2 separate regions of the Homo sapiens genome follow, and region 1 is linked to region 2. Evidence: read pairs that join two places in POLR2A ChIA-PET (ENCODE). Cell type or tissue: Panc1. All regions are shown on one strand. Links, peaks and the distances in the headings refer to the core of each region. The heading gives the core; the rest is flanking DNA. Region 1 overlaps RRP12 (ribosomal RNA processing 12 homolog). Region 2 overlaps ARHGAP19 (Rho GTPase activating protein 19).

Region 1 (4,392 bases), core at 70-4,069, 110 kb after region 2:
ATTCTCACTGGGAACATAGTCGTACAGGGCCTAAAAGTGGGAATAAGCAGGTGACTGAGCATGCAGGGTCTGCAATAGCCCAGTGATGATGACCCCTTCCCATCCTGGCACCAGCAATGTCCTGGGGACAGTGCTTGTGACCCTAGCACTCACAGCCCCCTTGGCTTTCCCAGCTCCTGCCTTTCCCTTCTCCATGAAGCCCTCCCAGCTCTAATTCTTTGGGAGAACAGCCTCTAGGAGCAGCGGAGTATCATGGGTCACACACTCCTTTGTGAGTCTGACAAAAGCCAGAGGCCTTCTTTGAAAAAAAAAAACGTACATTTTGCTAACAATTTGGGGGATCTGATCCCCCCTCCCAATATCCATCCACAGACCTCTAAGGCCGAGAGCCCTGCTCAAGGTATCTATGAGCACCACGAGACCATGCTGAAACAGTTCATTAAAGTTAACTAGGTCAAGGGTCAAGGTCCCAGCTCCTGGGGACACTGATGTGAATTTGATGGCTGGTCTCCAATCTTCCTTCCCCTTCTACTGGCCTCTTCCACTAGGACAACCCAGCCCAGCCAACCTCACTCTGTAGACAAGGCGCAGGGCCAGTGCCCCCAGCACAGCCTCCCAAGGCACCACCCCCGACCTAATGCCCCCACATCCCACCAACAGGCCTCACCGTGATGATCTGGGCGTTGAGCTCTGCTGACAGGGTGCTCAGGCCAGGCCTGGCGTGGAAGAGGCTGTGAAAGGCCTGCATGGCACAGGCTGTCACCAGCTGGAGGGGGACACACAGGCTTAGAAAGGAACTACAAAGCCCACGGCTGGCCCTGGACCCCTCAACTCCACCTGTGTGCTAGGGAGTTGAGGGCCCCCTGAACCTCACACATGCCCCCCACACAGAGACACCCTGAGGACTGCCACCTTAGTAAGACATGGAAGCCACTGAAAAAGCTTTAAATGTCTTAAACAAAGATAGAAACATTAACAAAATGGTTTTAACATAACAGCCAAAAAAGCAGGCTATAAACGGTCTGTTACAGCTGTATTTTTTTTTTTTTTTTTTTTGAGACAGAATCTTGCTCCGTTGCTGGATACAGGGGTGAGACCAATACAGGTGCATGCCACTGTGCCTGGCCAATTTTTTAATTTTTATAAAGACAGAGTCTCGTCTCACTATGTTGCCCAAGCTGGTCTCAAATTCCTTGCCTCCTGCCTTAGCCTCCCAAGTGCTAAGGTTACAGGTGTGAGCCACTGCACCTGGCCTTTACATGTTTTATCATGTATATTTGTTTATCCAAAGAGAAAATGTCTGAAAGGATACCCAGAAAGTTATTTGCACTGTCTACCTTAGGAAACAGGATTTGGAGGGAAGGAGATTTTTACTTTATACACTTCTGAATTGTTTTTCCCTTTTAAACAATGATCATATTATTTATATTTTACAATTTTAAAAATATGTATGTAAATAAACACTACAAGAGAATATACAAGGCCGGGTGCAGAGGCTCACATCTGTAATCCCAGCACTTTGGGAGGCCGAGGTGAGTGGATCACGAGGCCAGGAGATCGAGAGCATCCTGGCTAACACGGTGAAACCCCGTGTCTACTAAAAATACAAAAAACTAGTCAGGTGTGGTGGCGGGCGCCTGTAGTCCCAGCTACTCGGGAGGCTGAGGCAGGAGAATGGCGTGAACCCGGAAGGCGGAGTTTGCAGTGAGCCGAGACCACGCCACTGCACTCCAGCCTGGGTGACAGAGCGAGACTCCATCACAAAAAAAAAAAGAGAGAGAACACACAGTGAGTTGGCGGGGGTATCTGTGGGGGATTGGTTCCAGGACCCCCCATGGACATAAAAATCTACCAATGCTCAAGTCTCTATATTAAATGGTGTAGTATTTCCATATAACCTACACGCATCCTCCCATACACTTTAAATCACCTGGATTACTTATAATACGTAATACAATATAAATGCTATGTAAATAGTTGCTACACTCTGTTGTCTAAGGAATAATGACAAGGAAAAAAAACTGTACATGTTCAGTACAGAAGCAACCAACCATTTTCTTTTTCCTGAATATTTTCTTTTCTTTTTCTTTCCTTTTTTTTCTTTTTCCTTTTTTTTTTTTTTTGACATGGGGTTCTTGCTCTGTTGCCCAAGTTGGAGTGCAGTGGCATGACCATGGCTCACTACAGCCTCAACCTCCTGGGCTCAAGCAATCCTCCCACTTCCACCTCCCAAGCATCTGGGATTATAGGCGCGTGCAGCCATGCCCAGTTTCCAAATATTTTCAATCCAAGGTTGGTTGAATTTATGGCTGTGGGAACCACACATACAAAGAGCTGACTGTATAAAGATTTACAGAATTGTGCTAGAAATGGTAGAAACACAGGAAATCATTTTTCATGTGTCTTTAAAGCTGCTAAAAAAAAAAAACTCGACCGGGCGCAGTGGCTCACGCCTGTAATCCCAGAACTTTGGGAGGTTGAGGCGGGCAGATCACCTGAGGTTGGGAGTTCAAGACCAGCCTGATCAACATGGAGAAACCCCATCTCTACTAAAAATACAAAAAATTAGCTGGGCGTGGTGGTGCATGCCTGTAATCCCAGCTACTTGGGAGGCTGAGGCAGAAGAATCGCTTGAACCCGGGAGCCAGAGGTTGCAGTGAGCCAAGATCGCGCCATTGCACTCCAGCTGTGCAACAAGAGCAAAACTCGGTCTCAAAAAAAAAAAAAAAAAAAAAAAAAAATTGGTATAGGGTACATAGAGCTGGTGCAGAAGGAGGGTTTACCAGCCCACTACAGATCCACCCTGACTCTGACCTGATCTCTGAGGTCAGCTTCCATCTGGAAGGGGACTCTGATATGGCCTGGCCTAGCCAAACACCACAGAGTAACGTAGTGCTGTTGGTTTTAGCTTAAGAACACAGTCAGGGAGGGAGACCCCAGGCCCTGCATTTTGACTGACCAGTGAGTTCCCCAAATGCCACCACTGCAGGTCCCCCTTTCTCCAGCTTTTGGGCCTGAGCTCACCACATGGCTCAAGGTCATGACCCTGAGGAGAGTCTCACTGCAGCTCTTCACCAGGCCTTCCGGGAAGCAGGGCAGCAGGTCCTTCAGCAGCGTCAGCATGTGCAGCGTGGTGGTGGCCTCCTTGGAGCCTGGTATACAGAAGAGGAATTGAGACACCAGCCCCGCCCTACCGCAGGCCCTGTCCTGCTCTGCCAGCCACTGCCTCCCATCCACCTGCCCTCCATTTGGGTTCCCCACCTCCAGACTTCTCAATCTCCTGGATGCAGAACTTGGCAGTGGAAATGGCAGCAGGATGATGGGCAGGGGCCTTTTCAAACATGAATTCACTGCCCTTGAGGACTGAGCATACTCCATGCTGGGCAGCCTTCCGGATCTGAGGGGCAAGGAGAGCAGGAGACAAGGCCAGATCAGCGTTCCACCAGCATCTTGGGTGTCCGGCACAAGCACCAACCAATTAGCTTTGGCTGAAATATAGATCCAATGATGATCTGACTACTATAGATCCAGTGCTACACCAGGGCCTTCATGTGTACAGAATCCTGAGCTGTGAAGCAAGACAAACCTCAGTTCAAATCCCTGCTCTACAACTAACTCACCAAATGGCCTTAAGCAAGCCCAACTACTTAATTTCTGAGTTTCAATATCATCTTGAAAACAGGGGTTTCTTCATTCACTTAATCATCCGGCAAACACTGTGTGTCCACCAAGCCAGGCACTGTTCTAGGTCCTGGCAAACTGGCACTGAACAGCAGGCAACTCCCCTTCCAGCTGGGAGGCAGAAAACAAATACATAACAGAAGGTTAAAAAGTACTTTGCAGATAACCAAGCAGGGGCTGCTACTTTTGTTGTTGTTGTTTGTTTGAGACAGAGTCTTGCTCTGTAGCCCAGGCGGAGTGCAGTGGCGGATCTCGGCTCACTGCAAGCTCCGCCTCCCAGGTTCACGCCATTCTCCTGCCTCCGCCTCCCGAGCAGCTGGGACTACAGGCGCCCGCCACCACACCCGGCTAATTTTTTGTATTTTTAGTAGAGACGGGGTTTCACTATGTTAGCCAGGATGGTCTCGATCTCCTGACCTCGTGATCCGCCCGCCTCGGCCTCCCAAAGTGCTGGGATTACAGCCGTGAGCCACCGCGCCCAGCCAAGGGGCTGCTACTTTTTATACAGTGGTCAGGAAAGTGTCACCGCAGTGAAGTGCCACTGCAGCGAGAGCTGAAGGTGAGGAAAAGATCATGTGAGCACCGAGGGAAGGGGGCATGAGACCATCTGGGCTGACGGTGCTTAGCACTGGGAGTGATTACATGACTGTTATTGTTACCACCTCCTGCCCTAAATTTCCAGAGGAAACAGTGGGGAACCATCACTCACCA
Region 2 (4,392 bases), core at 220-4,219:
ACATGTTAGAGGATACAAGGGCACATTATGGGGCCTGAAAGGCAGTACTTAGGACTCTGAGCACTCATCTGCAAGAAGGAAAATAGAGATAAAAAACTAGACCAGTTAATTAACTGTATTTGCCAATGCATAGATGAAGCTCAAAAGCAGACTCCCATCACCACTTAAGCTATGCTAGATGAAACAGTTACAAATGTAAAAGCATATAACAGGTAGTTTTACAATATGGGGGAGGGGTGATCCCTACCTCACATCACAGACAAAAAATAAATTCCAAACAAAGTAAAGATCTAAATATGAAAAGCCAAATTTAAAAACATTAAAAAACAATATAGAATAAATTAATGCAACAGAGAAAGAGTTTCTTAAACAAGACATAAAAAGCACAATCTCCAAAGAATCATAAATTTAACTACATTAAATTTTTCTGTATAACAAATGACATTACATACTAAATGTCTTAAAAATGAAGTCACAATGCCTCTAAAGAGAAATGGATAAAAGGGGAAGAAGAGTGGGAGAGAAAGTTTTCACTGTATGCTCTTTTGTATTTTCTGGATTTTATATTCATTTGAACGTACTATCCATTCATAATAAATAAATAAATAAATAGATAAATAAATCTAAAACTTTAAAAGTAATAATAAAATACAAGACAAGCCACAGACTGAAAAAAACATGTTTGCTATGCATATAACCAAGGATCAGTATTCAGAATTTACCAGTAAGCCAAAAAATTAATAAGGAAAAGACACTTGACTCAATAGAAAATTAGTCAAATGACATGATCAGTAACGCAGAGGAGGGGACCTAATGACTAATAAACATAAAAAGAATCTCAACTTTACAAGTTATCAGAATAAAGCAAATTTAAAAATAGTATCTTTCCCTACTCATCACTTAGCAAAATCAAATTCAGGTGGTATATTTTTATTCTCAGTTTGCTATGTTATTTATTTATTTATTTTAGACAGAGTCTCACTCTTGTCACCCAGGCTGCAGTGTAGTGGCACAATCTTGGCTCACTGCAGCCTCTGCCTTCCAGAGGAGATATATATATTTATTTATATATTTACTTATTTAAAATTGTGTATTGGTGTTTAATTTTATCAAATACTTATCAAAAATTTTTTGTGCCTCTATTGATGATCATATAATTTTTCTCCTTTATGGTAAATAATACAGATTTTCTATTGTTAAACCAACCTTGCATTTCTCAAATAACTCAACTTTGTTATGATGTATTATCATTTTTACATGTTGCTGAATTTGGTTTGCTAATAGTCTAGATTTCCCATTCATTCATAAGTGAGATTGGTCTTAAATTTTCCTTGTAATGTCTTCATTAGGTTTTATATCAAGGTTGTTCTAGCCTTATACACTTAGGTGGGAAATATGTCTTTTTTTTTTTTTTTTTTTTTTCAGACAGAGTCTCACTCTGTCACCCGAACTGGAGTGCAGTGGCACGATCTCAGCTAACTGCAACTTCCACCTCCCAGGTTCAAGCAATTCTCCTGCCTCAGCCTCCTGAGTAGCTGGGACTAGGCACACGCCACCCCACCCATCTAATTTTTTTGTATTTTAGTAGAGATGGGATTTCATCGTGTTGCCCAGGCTGGTCTCGAACTCCTGAGCTCAGGCAATCTGCCCGCCTTGGTATCCCACAAGCATGAGCCACCACGCGTGGCCAATATGTCTTATTTTTCTATTTTCTGAAAAAATTTATGTGAGATTAGTGTTATTTCTTCTGTAAATATGTGACAGAATTGGCAGATGAAGCCATCTGAACCTAGAATTTTCTTTGTGAAAAAGTTTTTCATTACACATTCCACTTATTTTGTGTTATGGGACTACTCACATTTTCCTTTACTTCTTGTGTTAATTTTGTTAAGTTGTAGATTTCAAGGAATTTGTCTATTTCACATAAACCTTCAAACTTTATTGGTATAAATTTGTATATAATATCCTCTTATCTTTTTTAATGTCTCTACGTTCCATAGTAATGTCCTCCTCTTTGTTCCTGATATTGGTAATTTTTTTTCAATGTAATTAGCTTTGTCAAGGTTCCAACTTCTAGCTTTGTTGAACCTCTCTATTGATTATGTTTGTTGTTTTTTTTTTTTTTTTGAGATGGAGTCTCGCTCTGTCGCCCAGGCTGGAGTGCAGTGGGACGATCTCGGCTGACTGCAAGCTCTGCCTCCTGGGTTCACGCCATTCTCCTGCCTCAGCCTCCCGAGTAGCTGGGACTACAGGTGCCCGCCACCACGCCTGGCTAATTTTTTGTATTTTTAGTGGAGACGGGGTTTCACCGTGTTAGCCAGGATGGTCTCGATCTCCTGACCTTGTGATCCGCCCGCCTCGGCCTCCCAAAGTGCTGGGATTACAGGCGTGAGCCACAGCGCCCAGCCTGTTTGTTGTTTATTTCATTAGTTTCTTTTTTTTTCTCTTTGAGATGAAGTCTTGCTCTGTTTTCCAGGCCGGAGTGCAATGGCACAGTCTTGGCTCACTGCAACCTCCACCTCCCAGATTCAAGCAATTCTCGTGCCTCAGCCTCCCCAGTAGCTGGAATTACAGGCACACACCACCACACCCAGCTAATTTTTGTATTTTTAGTAAAGGCAGGGTTTCATCATGTTAGCCAGGCTGGTCTCGAACTCCTGACCTCAGGTGATCCACCCACCTCAGCCTCCCAAAATGCTGGAATTATAGGCATGAGCCACCACGCCCAGCCTATTTCATTAATTTCTGCTCTCTTTTTTTTTTTTTTTTTTTTTTGAGACAGAGACTCTCTCTGTCGCCCAGGCTGGAGTACAGTGGCACTATCCTGGCTCACTGTAACTTCTGCCTCCTTGGTTCAAGCGATTCTCATGCCTCAGACTCCTGAGTAGTTGGGATTACAGGTGAGTGCCATTGTGCCCAGCTAATTTTTGTATTTTTAGTAGAGACAGGGTTTCACCATGTTGAGCAGGTTGGTCTCGAACTCCTGGGCTCAAGCAATCCACCCACCTTGGCCTCTCAAAGTGCTGGGATTACAGGCATGAGCCACCACACCCGACCCACAACATTATTTTCTAAACAGCCAAAACTGAAAAAGCAAAATGTCCAGCAGAATTTTAATTTAATGGCTTTATTTGTAATGGAATATTACACAGTAATGAAAATGGACAGACTCTAGCTATATGTACAATCACAGCTAAATCTCACAAATGAAAAGCAAAAGAAGCCACACATACACACACACACACACAAACACACACACACACAGACAACTACATACTATATGATGACATTTATATCAAATTTTAAAAATAAACGAAACTAGTATTTAGAGATACTTGCTTAAATGGTAAACTGTAAAGAGAAGCAGAAATGTATTTACCATAATATTCAGGATAATGGTTACCTTTTGTGGACAGTGATTAAGAGGCATGAAGGTATGAAAGAGTTCCTGAGGCCGGGCGCGGTGGCTCATGCCTATAATCCCAGCACTTTGGGAGGCCAAAGTGGGTGGATCACAAGGTCAGGAGTTCGAGACCAGCATGGCCAACATGGTGAAACCCCGTCTCTACTAAAAAATACAAAAATTAGCAGGGCATGGTGGCGGGCACCTGTAATCCCAGCTACGTGGGAGGCTGAGGCAGAAGAACTGCTTGAACCCGGGAGGTGAAGGTTGCAGTGAGCTGAGATTGCGCCACTGTACTCTAGCCTGGGCAACAGAGCAAGACTCCATCTTAAAAAAAAAAAAAGAGTTCCTGAAGTGCTAATACTGTTCTTGTGGATAAATCACTGAGCTATGCGAAAAGGGGAGCATTTGAAGCAAATATGGCAAAATGTTAAGATTTGCTAAAGCTGGGTAATGGGAAGAATACTGATTATATTATTTTATAAACTTGTATGTATAATTGACGTTTCATGACAAATTTTTTTTAAAGAAACCAAGTAGTTTTGGCTTAAATCTCACTTCAATTTGATATAAATATTATAGAAAATCAAAGTATATACTAAAGACTAATTTCCTCATCATAAAAGTTTTTACATAGATGGCCAGAACCAGGAAAATTAGTAGCTAGATATGTAGGCATACAGAAATAACAAGGGCTCTGGGCAACTATCCCAAAGAATGATAGAGGCAAGACCCCTCAAAAAAGAACAATTTCGGGGAGGTGGCCTGCAGGAGACAGAGGGATTGACAGGATGTTGTGTGTAGCAGCTTTCCTCTGGATACCAATGCTGAGGACACCACATCGGGGCTCTCCTGCCCACTGCTGTGGGTCGCCACCTCCAAGATAACCCCAATGCCAGTGACATCCTTCCCATCAGTCACCACTCCAGCACCAGAAACCTATGAAGGCTGCAACAGCTGTGTTTCCTGTTTTAAAGCACTGCCTTGGC

What was found. Peaks named below come from ENCODE experiments on the same cell type or tissue, not always from the same donor. Only the 100,000 strongest peaks of a DNase experiment are listed, where the experiment ranks them.
Region 1: POLR2A ChIA-PET joins it to region 2 with 6 read pairs; 4 of 35 experiments call an interaction of 5 or more read pairs at or near these places.

The regions. Positions count from the first base shown.
Region 1 is chr10:97,385,228-97,389,619 of GRCh38, forward strand. It overlaps RRP12 (ribosomal RNA processing 12 homolog), which reads right to left. Exons shown (of 34, transcript NM_015179.4): 7 at 3,262-3,397; 8 at 3,025-3,152; 9 at 668-766; 10 at 1-30. Among named protein-coding and RNA genes, the nearest start is that of RRP12, 14 kb to the right of the region's middle. In Panc1, for the core only: no CTCF peak of the experiment used is centred there; no DNase peak of the experiment used is centred there.
Region 2 is chr10:97,270,732-97,275,123 of GRCh38, forward strand. All of the region lies in intron 1 of ARHGAP19 (Rho GTPase activating protein 19), which reads right to left. The region is part of intron 1 of ARHGAP19-SLIT1 (ARHGAP19-SLIT1 readthrough (NMD candidate)); the gene reads right to left. Among named protein-coding and RNA genes, the nearest start is that of ARHGAP19, 20 kb to the right of the region's middle. In Panc1, for the core only: no CTCF peak of the experiment used is centred there; no DNase peak of the experiment used is centred there; H3K27ac peaks cover 540 bases.